2 separate regions of the Homo sapiens genome follow, and region 2 is linked to region 1. A link is a contact called in ENCODE Hi-C or POLR2A ChIA-PET data. All regions are on one chromosome and are shown on one strand. Each heading gives the region's core, a stretch centred on a gene start or an enhancer-like site at or near the end of the contact. The rest is flanking DNA. Distances are from core to core; before and after follow the strand shown. Region 1 overlaps IGF2R (insulin like growth factor 2 receptor). Region 2 overlaps IGF2R (insulin like growth factor 2 receptor).

What was found. Hi-C counts contacts between places; a loop is a spot of excess contacts on that map. ChIA-PET counts read pairs that join two places held with the same protein, here RNA polymerase II (POLR2A). Pooled maps may share reads with other maps.
Region 2: a map of right lobe of liver shows a loop between it and region 1 (3-fold over the local background). The contact joins two enhancer-like sites. A Hi-C loop is called at or near these places in 48 of 168 maps with a recorded cell type or tissue (Calu3, HepG2, IMR-90 and 29 more), 1 of 37 single-sample maps with no recorded cell type and 19 of 50 pooled maps. POLR2A ChIA-PET finds 5 or more read pairs at or near these places in 7 of 52 experiments (AG04450, CD8-positive, alpha-beta memory T cell, K562 and 4 more).

Annotation. Positions count from the first base shown.
Region 1 is chr6:159,980,707-159,987,103 of GRCh38, forward strand. All of the region lies in intron 1 of IGF2R (insulin like growth factor 2 receptor), which reads left to right. Among named protein-coding and RNA genes, the nearest start is that of IGF2R, 15 kb to the left of the region's middle. RefSeq lists enhancers at 1-263, 1,096-1,145, 1,156-1,265, 1,456-1,625, 2,373-2,612 and silencers at 2,491-2,785, 3,791-4,085. Within about 2 kb of position 1,350, at least 28 of the 41 ENCODE cell types and tissues checked have a DNase peak (open chromatin) inside an H3K27ac peak, as active enhancers do; they include ascending aorta, gastrocnemius medialis, psoas muscle and 1 more, where a contact is called at or near this core.
Region 2 is chr6:160,038,695-160,044,726 of GRCh38, forward strand. It overlaps IGF2R (insulin like growth factor 2 receptor), which reads left to right. Exons shown (of 48, transcript NM_000876.4): 11 at 1,866-2,030; 12 at 4,454-4,594; 13 at 5,820-5,963. Among named protein-coding and RNA genes, the nearest start is that of AIRN, 34 kb to the left of the region's middle. Within about 2 kb of position 3,042, at least 7 of the 41 ENCODE cell types and tissues checked have a DNase peak (open chromatin) inside an H3K27ac peak, as active enhancers do; they include ascending aorta, gastrocnemius medialis, psoas muscle and 1 more, where a contact is called at or near this core.

The DNA.
Region 1 (6,397 bases), core at 100-2,599:
GTAGTTTGCACACTCCAGGAAGGGCCCTGGGTCTGGGAGGGTTTTCTGGGACCTTGGTGACAGGGAGAGTAGGGGGCTGAACATTAAGGTCTGAATTCTGCGCTGGGGGCTGGATTGTCCTTAAAGGCGGTTGGCCTCAGACATCCACATGGCAAAGCAGGGAGTTTAGCCCATCTACAACTCTTCTTTATACATGAGGAGCAAAGTATGAGACCGCCCAGGTAATTGCTCTGATTGGAAGAAAATCATCACGGAGCAGGGTTTAGGGTTGAAATACTGGCCTGCATCCTGTACTGTTGAGTTGATCTGAGCCAAGGATAGCAGAGAGGACCAGCCATTTTTGTGGTAGCTTTCTGTTGTGGAGGGCACTTGCCCACCTCCTGGGAACGCCACACCCTGGTGTGTTTGCCCTTGTTCTGTTTCCCCTGCTGCTCTTCTGCTGGAAGCTCTGGACTCACCTGTCTCTGTTGTGGATGGTGCAGGGCGGGCAGGCCAGAGTGGCATCCTTGTCCTGAGAGGTCCCAGGAGGCAGTTGAGTGTGTATGTGTGCGTGAGTGCGTGTGTGAGTGCACGAGTGTGTGAGTGCAAGTGTGTGTGTCTGAGTGTCTGTGAGTGCAAGTGTGTGTGTCTGAGTGTGTGTGTGTGAGTGTGTTTGTCTGAGTGCGTGTGTCTCTGTCTTCATCAGCTCCTAGGAGATGCCTCCGGACAGGGGCCTGCCCGTCTCTCCCTCCAGTTCCTTGCCAGTGTCATGTGACACTCCTTTCAGAGGGCACCCCCCGCCCCCAGCCAACTCACCTTTTTTTGTAAACTTAGTTTTTAAGCAGTCCAACTCTCTCTCTGGATTCAAATGAAAGCTTTAGATCATAGTCTGTTTCGATAGCTCTGTGTTCCTGGTGGTGGTTTTCTCCTCACAATGACCTTGTAGGCTAGCTGAGTTTTGTCGAGGAAGTTGAGCTGGGAGAGACTGGCTCACACAGCTTGTTAGTCAGCGCTGGGGCAGGAATCTGGCCCAGGCCCTTCATGGCACCTTTCTTAGGGTAGCGTGCCCCCTCTCTATTCCAGGTGACCTCTGTTACGCAGTCCCCATTGCCTGCCCTGGTTCCCTGGGCTCTGACATCAACTTAGATGTCGTGTTTGACTTAGGGCTTCCAGCCGGATCCCTCTCCATACACCGGGCTTCCTTCCAGACCCTGCATACCTCTCAGGGAAAACCAAAGGCTGACGTTTGGCATTTCCCTGCTTCTATTTATTTGTATTTGTCGGCCCTGTATCTTTGTCCACAGCTTTGTGGGTTTGTTAGAATAGGAAGTGAAGTACTTCCTATATAAGCTCTGGCCATGCTGTGTCAAACTCACGTGCTTCCCCAGCCTTCAGCTCGGGGTAGGAGTCTTCATGCAAATCAGATTGTTTCTCTTTTAGTGTAGGCAACAGCAAGTTGTTGACGACAGTGGTTACCTTAGGCTCTTGACATTCTGCTCCCAAGGTCCAGTGTGGGAACCCTGCCTCCTTGCTCCTCTTCCTTGCTGTTTTTTCCCTTTCTCCTTAGTTAAGGAGACTGGTCTGGATTTCTGAAGGTGACTGTGCTGGATATGTATGAGCTGAAACACTGTCTGATACTGTTGAGGGACAGTAGTGAGCCAGGTGATTTCTTGAATACTCTGTTAGAGGACTTGCGTGCATGTCGAAAGTAGGAGAATCTTTTTTGGATGTTCAGGTTGGAAACACTTCACATTCTCTTTGTCTCCAACATGTTAGATTTGTTGCTTGCTGTAGACTCAGAGAAACATTTCTCTAGCTAGTGACCATGTATCTTGTTATGTGAATTTCACTTATGTGTCACCAACTGGGTTTCTGTCTTTTAAGGAAACCAAATTACAGATTCACACGTGCCTACTTTTATTATTACTGATCCCATCCTGCCTTTATCTTGCTTTATTAATTGCAGGCCAGTAGTAAAATGTTTAATAGTTACATGACCATTAGCATAACCCCAAGATTCACAGGGACTGAGGAAACTAAGATATATTTTAAAAGAGTTTGGATATATGGCAATAAATGAGGAAGGGACAGAGTGATACTTCATGGAGATGTTTTGTGTTGAAGGGAAGGAACCCAGTTTTCTAAGATTTATTTTCTTTAAGAGATTGAGCATACCATATATTTTGATCATAGAATTTTACATACTTTAGATGCTAGCTGTTTTTAAAAGGAAAGAACTCCAAATTACATCTTGCAAGCTATTGTGGTTTTGCAAGCATTGAGTGATGGCATATATGAAAACTCTGAGAGGTGTCATATTAAGATACCAATGTCAGTTTAAAGATATTCTATATCTGTATCCCTATGACATTGTATTTTGAATTTTTTATTTTTCATTTTTGGACAGACATTTAGAACTCACTCAGTGGAGATGGCTCTGCATCTCTGTTTTAAGCTTTTTGAACTCTAGGCAGCTGTGTCGGCCTGGGGCTACATTGACTTCTTCATTGCAGCCCCTCGATTGGTTTCGTCTGGACCAGGGTGGGTTTCGATTGCGGCCCTTGCTGGAACAGTAGCAGGAAAGTAGAAACACCTTCCTGTCTCTGGGTTAACCAGCTGACAGTCTGTTACTTGTGTGCTTCCTTCTAATTGGTAATCTGCCAACACCTTTCAGGATATTATGAAATTTCAAGCAAATGAGGTTAAAATGGAACCTCTGTACTTCTGAACAGGCGTGGACTGACTGCAGTTCTCCAGGATAGTTTCAGCAGAAGCAGTGAGATTACAGTCAGGAGCAAAACAGTATCTGAGCTTTCTTTATGGGAAAGATTCCGACTGTGTGCTTGGTTTATATGGTTAAATTAATTGCCCTTGTTAAATTAAAAAAATAGGGTATGTTTCTGCCACAGACTTTGCTTTAAAAGCAGAGATCTTCTAAAGTCATTTGCCTTGTATTTGACTTCTGCTGCTCCCCGTTTCCTGCTGGGCCTGATGGTTTGATTGTAGAATGTTTCTGAGTTGTGTCACTGTTGGACTCTGCTGAGCTGAGTAGTCTCATTAAAGGAGAGTGTGCATCTGAGTTGAGGAAGACAATATAGATGTGGACCTTGTTTGTAGAGTTCACAAGCTGCTTACATAGAAATAGCAAGGACAGTGCAGCCAGTGGGAAGGAGCCGGCTGAGGGACTTGATATTATTTCCATGGAAACCAGTTGGGTATGGGAAGAGAGGTTGTGGAAGGCAATGCTCTGGTGTTTGGCAATTCACACTGTGCAGAAGAGAAAGCAGAACTGGACTGGGAGTATAGAGTAGCAGAAGTTTAAGCTTGGGGAAGAAGTTGAGCAAGGAAAAGCATATGATCTGTTGATCAGCATGATGTGATGTGGTCTGAATCTTCAGACAGTTCACAGCTTTTTCATAGAGGCTGTCCTCAGATGGGTTCAACCATTCTGAGAATTCTGCCTTTACGATATAAGTAGTATCCATGACATTAAAAACGAGAAGAGAAGCGTTTTGGCCAATGACGGACTGCATAAACTACAGTCTGCATAAATGACCTTGGTCCTAGAAGATTAGGATGAAGCTGAACAATTCTTATCACCTAGTGATGCTGTAGCCATTGTAATGTCGTAGCACAATGCATTAGTCACATGTTTGTGGTAATACTGCTGTAAACGAACCCACTGCGCTACCAGTCTTATGAAAGCGTCCAGTCAGGTCCTAGGCCTTTAGGTCCACTCACTCACTGACTCACCCAGAGCCGCTTCCAGTCCTGCAGGCTCCATTCATTATAAGTGCCCTAGGCAAGTGTGCCATTTTAATCCTTTATACCATATCTTTGCTGCACCTTTTCTACGTTTAGATATGTGTCACATGTTACAGTTGCCTGGGGTATTCAGTGCAGCGTCATGCTGTGTGGGTTTGTAGCCTGGGAACAATAGGACATACCATATAGCCTAGGTTTGTAGTAGGCGACACCATCTATGTGTGTGCAGATACACTCGATGATGTTTGAGCAGTGACAGAATTGCCTCATGACACATTTCTGATGACGTATCGCCATTAAGTGAGTGACTATAAACCAGTCCCCCCATCAGCAGTTACACTTCCTGAGGTTTCAGTTACCCATGGTCACTTGCAGTCTGAAAATATGAAGATATTTTGAGAGAGAGATGCCACATTCACATACCTTTTATTACAGTTATAATTGTGCTATTTTATTATTAGTTGTTAATCTTTTACAACTAATTTATAAATTAAACTTAATCATGGGTATGTATGTAAAGGAAAAACCATATCCGAAACCGTATTCCTGGTTCCAGGCCTCTACTGGGGGTCTTGTATCTGTGATTACAAGGTGCTGCGAAGGGATAACTGTAATTTTTCTATATGACTAGCATTTTATTGAATCAAGTTGTGTAGATGGTTGGCAATATAATAGGAACTCAGAGATCTTTATGCCATACAGAGTCTGTCCTTTTAATGGCATTTATTGTGACAAGATTTAAACTAAAGTTTTGTGGAATGTTTTGCCAGTTTTTGTGTTGTAACTGAAACTAAATGTTTTCTGAAAAGTTAAAACCATTTCTTTAAATGGAAAATAAATGAAGCCGTTTACCTAATTGGTTAAGGACTCACCCGTGGGCCTCACACCGCCTAGGTTAATTCTTCACTTTATAATTCCGTGATGTTGGGCAAGTTCCTCATTCTGAGCCTTGGGATATTTGGCTTCAAAGCTGAGGAACTTGGGAGGGTTGGATAATGGCATCACGTTCTGTGGGGAGATTTGGCTCACATGTTAGCTGTGTGGGTGAGAGCCGTGCTGTCATGCGTTCTTAGCCACTGGCCAGTTTCCTTCTCAAGCCATCAGTAGAGATGCTGATCCTGCATCTGCCAGTCATTGCTCCAGGAGGGAAGACATTACTGTCCCAGAGTGACGGTGTCATTGGGGATAACAGACACTTCAGAAAATGCCACCACTGAGCTGTATGAAGTGCCATGGCAGCTAGTGCTGGAGCTGTGGATTCAGCCGGGGAGCACTGTCTGGAGGAGCTGCTGCAGCACATGTGTGTCTCTCCAGCTGTCAGGCTGGCCTTTGGAGTGCATTTGGATTTTTTGAGAATGAGAGAGGGACCATTGGCTAACTGTTTTACGCTCTGAAAAATGACATAGAATAGCAAAGATTTTACTTATTTTTGCTGATTTTCTAGAACATTTTCTGTCCCAGAGTGATGGTTTTGAAGAACCAGCGTTCTTGGAAAGATGGTTTTGCATCCAGAAGAGTGATTTTAACTAAAATCAGGCTGCCTCCCTTGAGGATGGTCACTGAATTTTGTACAACTGGGACAACGGACAGGGATCCTGGGTTGTTTCCAGTGGACAAGCCGCTTCTGTGGGGGCCTTTGCAGTTCTCCCCGCTCCTCTCCTGTGTCCCGCTGGTTTCCTTCAGTTGAGATGGAATACAGCATAGAGTCAGTGACTTTTAGAAGACTTGACAGAGTTTCAGGAAAATGCTCACTGGGCTTTCTTACCTATCCTGCTGCAGAACTTTTTTTTTTTTTTTTTGAGATGGAGTCTCACTCTGTCACCCAGTCTGGAGTGCAGTGGTGCGATCTCGGCTCACTGCAACCTCCACCTCCTGGATTCAAGCTATTCTCGTGCCTCAGCCTCCCGAGTAGTTGGGACTATAAGCGTGCGCGACCATGCCTGGCTAATTTTTGTGTGTGTGTGTGTGTGTGTGTGTGTGTTTTTTTTTTTTTTTTAAGTAGATTCAGGGTTTCACCATGTTGGCCAGGCTGGTCTCGAACTCCTGACCTCAAGTGATCCTCCCACCTTGGCCTCCCAAAGTGCTGTGATTACAGGCATGTGCCACTGCGCATGGCCTGAAGTTCTTTCTTTCAGAAAATGTATTCAACACATTCTTTTGTGTGTGTTTGAGTGAAGACGGTGTTTCCACACAGCTTGCAGATACTTTCTTCCAGAAGCTTGTTTGTTGCTAACATTTAACATCTTACTGTTACAGCTTAGTTTTCTCTTTGATTGAATATATTGATCTCTTTTTTTTTTTTTCTGTTGGCTTTTTTCTTAAGTCTTTACTTGTGTAAGCTCAGATAACTTAGTCTAGAATGTAGGCTTTTTCTGGGAATCTCAGCTGAATGGTTTCATTTGCTTGGCTGTTAAATGAACCATACTGTTTGGAATAGTTTCCTAATTCTGGCTGTACATGTTCACTTCAGGTAGAGAATTTTCTAACAGACAAACTTTCAGACAAAAAATTTATTATTCCTCAAAGATATCATTACATTTTATTTAGTCTGTAATAATTTTATTGCTTCTGAAACCATTTTCTAGTTCTATAATGTGATCATGGTGCTTTTAAACTTTAATATCAAGTTAATTTTAAGAATGATTTTAGCTTA
Region 2 (6,032 bases), core at 1,792-4,291, 60 kb after region 1:
CTATGGTAGCTGCCTCTGGGTTGTCAGCTGCGCCCAGGAGGTGAAGGTGGAAGGCATTCCTTAAAGACAGTGGCTTAGTGTACTTATTAAAAACCAAACCAAACCAGCCAACCAAACAAACAAAAAACACAGGAGAGAAAACCAAAGAAAAAAAGAAAAATAGAAAAAACCCCACAGTAGAGTGGGGCAATCTTGCCTTGTGGTTATGAGCACGGATGAGGGCAGACCCTCAGGGTCTGATTCCCAGCTGCCCTAGTTTTTAGTTATGAAACCATAAGCAAATTATTTAGCCACCCTAAATCTGCAAAATGGTGCTAAAATTGTACCTTTGCCATGGGGTTTTGAGGATCAAATACATTAATATAGTCATGTGTTGCTTAACAATAGGAATATGTTCTGAGAAATGTGTCATTAGGCGATTTTGTCATTGTGTGAACATCATAGAGTGTACTTAACACACACCTAGATGGTATAGCCTGCTGCACACCTAAGCTATATGGTGTAGCCTATTGGCTCCTGGGCTACAAGTGTGTATAGCATGTGAGTGTACTGAATACTGCATGCACTTGTAACACAACGGTAAGTATTTGAGTATCTAAATATATCTAAACATAGAAAAGGTCCACTAAAAATACGATACTATAATCTTTTGAGGCTACCGTTTTATATGCAGTCTGTTGTTGACCAAATGTTGTTATGCAGCACGTAACTGTATAAAGAAAGTACTTAAACAGAGCCTGTTCTTCTGCAGCTTGCCTTTATGTAGCCGAGGTGCTGAGCTCAGTGCCTGGCTGAGATTGTGCTCACTACAGGTTTGCCGCTGTGGCTGGTATTATAATTATAGTGATGATAATATTAAAGATTGGATAGAAATTACAATTGAAATATCATTTGCTCTTGGTACAGAATCTTACTTCCTGTTTTCTTAGATCATTACCTAGCTTATGATACCAAACCTCAAGAAGGCAGATCACATGGTGGGAGGCTCAGACAAGGATTATGAAACCATCAGGGGTGGGAAAAGGAGTGTTGTGCCCACGGACCCCTAGCCTGGAAAGGTGCAGGGATAGGATTTCCAGCAAGGAGCAAGTCAGCAAAGCCTCTGAATCTCAGCGTCCATGGGATGGGGACGTGGCCTGTGAAGAGCTGGTTTTCAGACTTAGGCCTGAACTATTCCTGCTGATGGATGGGAAATCTGGGTGGCTCACTCTTGGTGGAAGAAGAGGCTTGATTTGAGGAGGGTGTTACAGACAGGTGCACTGACGGAACCACAGAATTTCAGCACTGTTTGGAGTTGTGCTGCTAACATTGTGGGGCTGGCATAGGACCTTGGCGTGCTTCACTGGGAGCGACTGACTATAGATGGCTTCCACTCTTGTTTTACTTTAGGGATGAGTCCCAGAGAACTTGTCTTGTTCACAGTCGCATCACTAAGTCAGCAGTGCACAGGGAACTAGAGCTCCATTTCTGTCCTCCTTTCTGTGAGTCCCCAGTGTCACCCAGAGATGTTCAGGAGCCTCTGGGAGCTGACCACAGCCCGGGAGCAGAGGATCCCACTCACTGCTCTTGCGTTCCTCCTGCCTGCCCTTTTAATCTTATCTTTGGAGATGCTGTACACAGCCTTCTGTCAATGTCTCCCAAGGTGAAAGGCATGCTGGCCTGCCATCGAGGACTTAGGGTTAAGCATCTGAAGCTTAATAGAAGCCTGTGTCAACTCAGATCCCCATGGTCTCTAAAAAAACCTGGACCTGAATTTTTTAACGGAGCAGTTGGCATTGGTCCTGTTCAGTTTCTTCCTTGCTCCTTAGCTGTTCCTCAATTTTGGTCACGTATGGAGTTTAAATTTCTCCTCTTGAATTGTGCAGGTAACGATGGGAAAGGAACTCCTGTATTCACAGGGGAGGTTGACTGCACCTACTTCTTCACATGGGACACGGAATACGCCTGTGTTAAGGAGAAGGAAGACCTCCTCTGCGGTGCCACCGACGGGAAGAAGCGCTATGACCTGTCCGCGCTGGTCCGCCATGCAGGTACTGCCCTCCTTGCCATGCGGGTCTTAGTCCACATGCTCATGGAACATTTTCCCATGAGTACTTTTGGAAATGCGGTTACTATTTTCTTTGTCAGTGGGTTGCGTCACAGCCCTCCCCCAGTTTTTTCATGTGGCTGTGTGAATTATTAGAAGGAGCATTGGACTGGGAGGTGAAATAACTGAATTTGAGACCAGCATTTTTGACCTTGTGTTTTCACCCTTTTACACACTGCCTCTCTTCCATCTCTGAGGTGGGATCTGCAGCCTCTGCCCCCTGGGGTTCTTCTGTTTGGATCCTCTAGGCAGATGGATGTGCACCTTGGGCTGCTGTTCACCGCTGCCTCAGCGTGCAGTGGGCTTGTACTCGAGGCTGAGCTTGCTGTTGCACGGCAGGCACCGGATGAGGTGCCAAGGAGGCAGCAGCGCCCCCCACAGCACAACCCCTGTCCTTGGGGGCCTGGAATTTAGCAGGAAACAGAGCAGGTGGAATAATAAGAATGGGAGTCTCAAGCAGGGATAATCTGATGGGGGGGATTTCTGGTTTTACCCTCTTGGCAGCTCAAATTAGGTGTACAGAAGCCAGTTGCCTCTGTAAGGGGGAGATGACCCGAAGCAGAGAGAATGACTTGCCTCATGTAATTACCACCCAGAACAGTCACAGAACTGCTGGCGGTATGTTCTCGCTCGTAAGTGGGAGTTGAACATTGAGAACACATGGGCACAGAGGGGAACAGCACACACCATGGCCTGTTTAGGGTTGGGGGTGAGGGGAGGGAACTTAGAGGATGGATCAGTAGGTGCAGCAAACCACCATGGCACATGTATACCTATGTAACAAACCTGCACGTTCTCCACATGTATCTTGTTTTTTTTTAAAGAAAAATAAAACTGCCAGGGTGACAGCACTGCTGCTCCTGTCTTCTGAGTCCCACCTGGTTTGCTAAATACCAGGTTAGAAAGAGGAATCCCTCTTGTGGAGTGTTTGAGAACCTGCCTCACTGTGAACCGCCTGGGCAGGGAGTGCTGGCAGTGCTGTTGTGGTTAAACACCCTGTGTGCTGCTGGGAACGGTGCCATAGTTAATTCTGGCACATGTGTGCTAGTGAAGACATTGGTTTTCTGTGAAGTGGAAAGAGTTCTAGCTGCAGAGTTGGAGACCTGGCTGAGGACTGGTGTTGCCGCATCCAACCACATTTGCTTGAGCGAGCTGCTCTCCAGGCCCGGGTTTCTTACGGTGAACTGGGTGGTGCTGTTAGATTCCTTAAGTTAACTTTTTTTTTTTTAAACATTACTGTGTATAAGAGACAACCTAGGATCTATGAGATAAGGAGAGATACATTTTTCAATCTACAGACTTCCTGACATAGCTCTGGTTTCTTGGAATCTGCAGTATTTCGTGGTATTTGTGCGTAGATAGCCCTAAGTAAATTATGAAGGGAGAGCTAAAACCATTCCTTACTGCTTGAAGAAGTCCCTTAAGACTTTACAGCCCACCTGGCTCCACCCCAGACTTCCAGTGTTTAGGGCAGGTCCTTGTTCACATGCACAGTCTTGTATGGTTTCTTTTAGGCTGTTGACATTGGAAAGTACTTCTCCAAATGTACTGTATCACCACTGATGAGTCATGGGGTTTTGCCTTCCAAACCCCAGTACCCAACCTGCAAAGGGAGCATTTTCAAATGAGAACGTGTATTTTTATATCTTTACCTCCTCCTTGACACACTTTGTAAGTTACTCCTTCAGCGACTGTTCGCCGTGTGGTTTGCTTTTTGTGGATGCCCTCGCCCTTGCTTGCTGTGCTGGTGACACTCAGCTGGTGCCCCCTCACGTCCTGCAGGTGCCTAATCAGTGTCTGATCACACTGACCAGCTCACCAGTCTTGTGAGTTCAGCGGCCACCTGTGGTACCTTGCTTGTCTTCTGTGGTAGCATGCATTGCATCCTGCACTCAGTCTGCAGATGTGTAAGAGGTTGCTGGTTTCTTTTAGCTTCACAGGCCTTCACAGGGGCCGAGCGGGGTGTATTAGCAATGGTGTTAAGCGGGGTGTACTAGCAATGATGTACCACTCTACTGCGTCCCAAGACACAGGCTGGCTTCTTGATTTGGGTTTTCAGTTTCTAATTTCATACTGTGGGGCTTGGGAGAATTTTGCCGTTCAGTTCTCTGTCCCCCAGTTGGGCCTACTCTTCTGAAGAAGTATTGGGATGTAGTTTGTTTCTGTCACATTAAATGAGAAACCTGAGAATCTCGGTGAATTTTTGTGCTTTCAGTCTGCCCGGGTTCCAGAAACAGCGCTGGGGATTGAGTGACGAAGTGGTTTGGGAACTTTGAGCCCTTGACTTTTGGCTTAATCACTATTTATTCTGTGACTCAGAGAAATCAGCATTGCTTTTGGCTAAAATACACTTTTGTTTTGTTACAGAACCAGAGCAGAATTGGGAAGCTGTGGATGGCAGTCAGACGGAAACAGAGAAGAAGCATTTTTTCATTAATATTTGTCACAGAGTGCTGCAGGAAGGCAAGGCACGAGGGTGTCCCGAGGACGCGGCAGTGTGTGCAGTGGGTGAGTTGTGCCTGGATGGAAGATCTAGGTGATGCTTTTCTAGGGCATCCAGTTTGGAATGAGTTAGAAGATCTTTCTGTGGTTCATCTAAGCCTCCTCTTTCTATAATCACATGAAGGATGGTAAAAATTTTTCATTCATAACTCAAATGTCAGTAATTGCTTGATGCACTCTGGAATCCTGAAGTTGGCTAGAGCTCCCTGACATGGGCTAAAGCCATAACTGGGAACAGAAGGAACCACGTGGAAAATACTACATCATCTTTTTAGTTTGTAACCTGAAGAATAACATTGCCAGTGTTTGTGTACAAGTGATTTTATTTTATTTTTTAACAACTTTATTGCCTAGAATCGTTCAAAAGTTATGGCTTGAGTGAAGTGTAATCTCAGCTGTAGCCCTAGTGTAAGAGGGGCTTGCATGCTTCGCTTCCTTTTGCTGTCATTGTTTTGGTCCCGTAGCTGTCATGCAGAGACTTCTCAATTATTTGATACAGGTATTTAGCACTTCATTTTTGTCATTTATGACTCACTTTGAAAATGCCAGGCTATGAGAATAGTGAGAATCTGTTAAAAGCATTCAATAAGGAATTGTGAGCCTCGTTGGATTTTAGGAATTATCTCGGTATTCAGAATTGCTGGTGTGTCTTTAAAAGCAGGTTCAGGCATGTCCATGTCTTTACTAAGAAGGACTTTGGAACAGAGTTTTAATCCTTTATAACAAAAAGCAAGTGAACTAAGAAGTAAGCGGCCTCCTGCTTGGGTTGCTAAACAGGTTTCGTTAATTTCTGCTTTGGATATGAGACACATTCTCACCCTTTGGCTGTGTGGCTGTGCTTTCAAAAGACTTTGTGTCTTGGGGTAGCTGAAGCCCTGACAGTAGGGGACAATGTCAGTTTACAGTTGGTGCTGATGCATGTTGCAAGCCATTTGGTCTTTCTTGCCCTGGAAGGGCATTGTGCATCCTTCATGGCGCTTTCTGGCTGAACCTATGGATGACCCTGGAGGACCCCAATGTGGCTGTTAATGTCTAGCCAAACGTGGCACTCTAGGGAAACCCATCCGCTGCCTTGGTGGGTTCAGGGGGCTGGAGAAGGGCTGCACGTGCTGGGTTTGGGCTGATTTCTTTCTTTCTTTCTCTTTCTTTCTTTTTTTTTTAAGTCACTTCTTTGTCTGCGTGATGATCATTTTTAACCACATCTTCTGTTTTCTCCCCCTTTCTCTTCCAGATAAAAATGGAAGTAAAAATCTGGGAAAATTTATTTCCTCTCCCATGAAAGAGAAAGGAAACATTCAACTCTCTTATTCAGATGGTGATGATTGTGGTCATGGCAAGAAAATTAAAACTAATATCACACTTGTATGCAAGCCAGGTAAAAATTTTAAAAAAGATGAAATCTTTTCTGGCTTCTGCCAGAGGTCCTGCATTCTTCATATCTCTG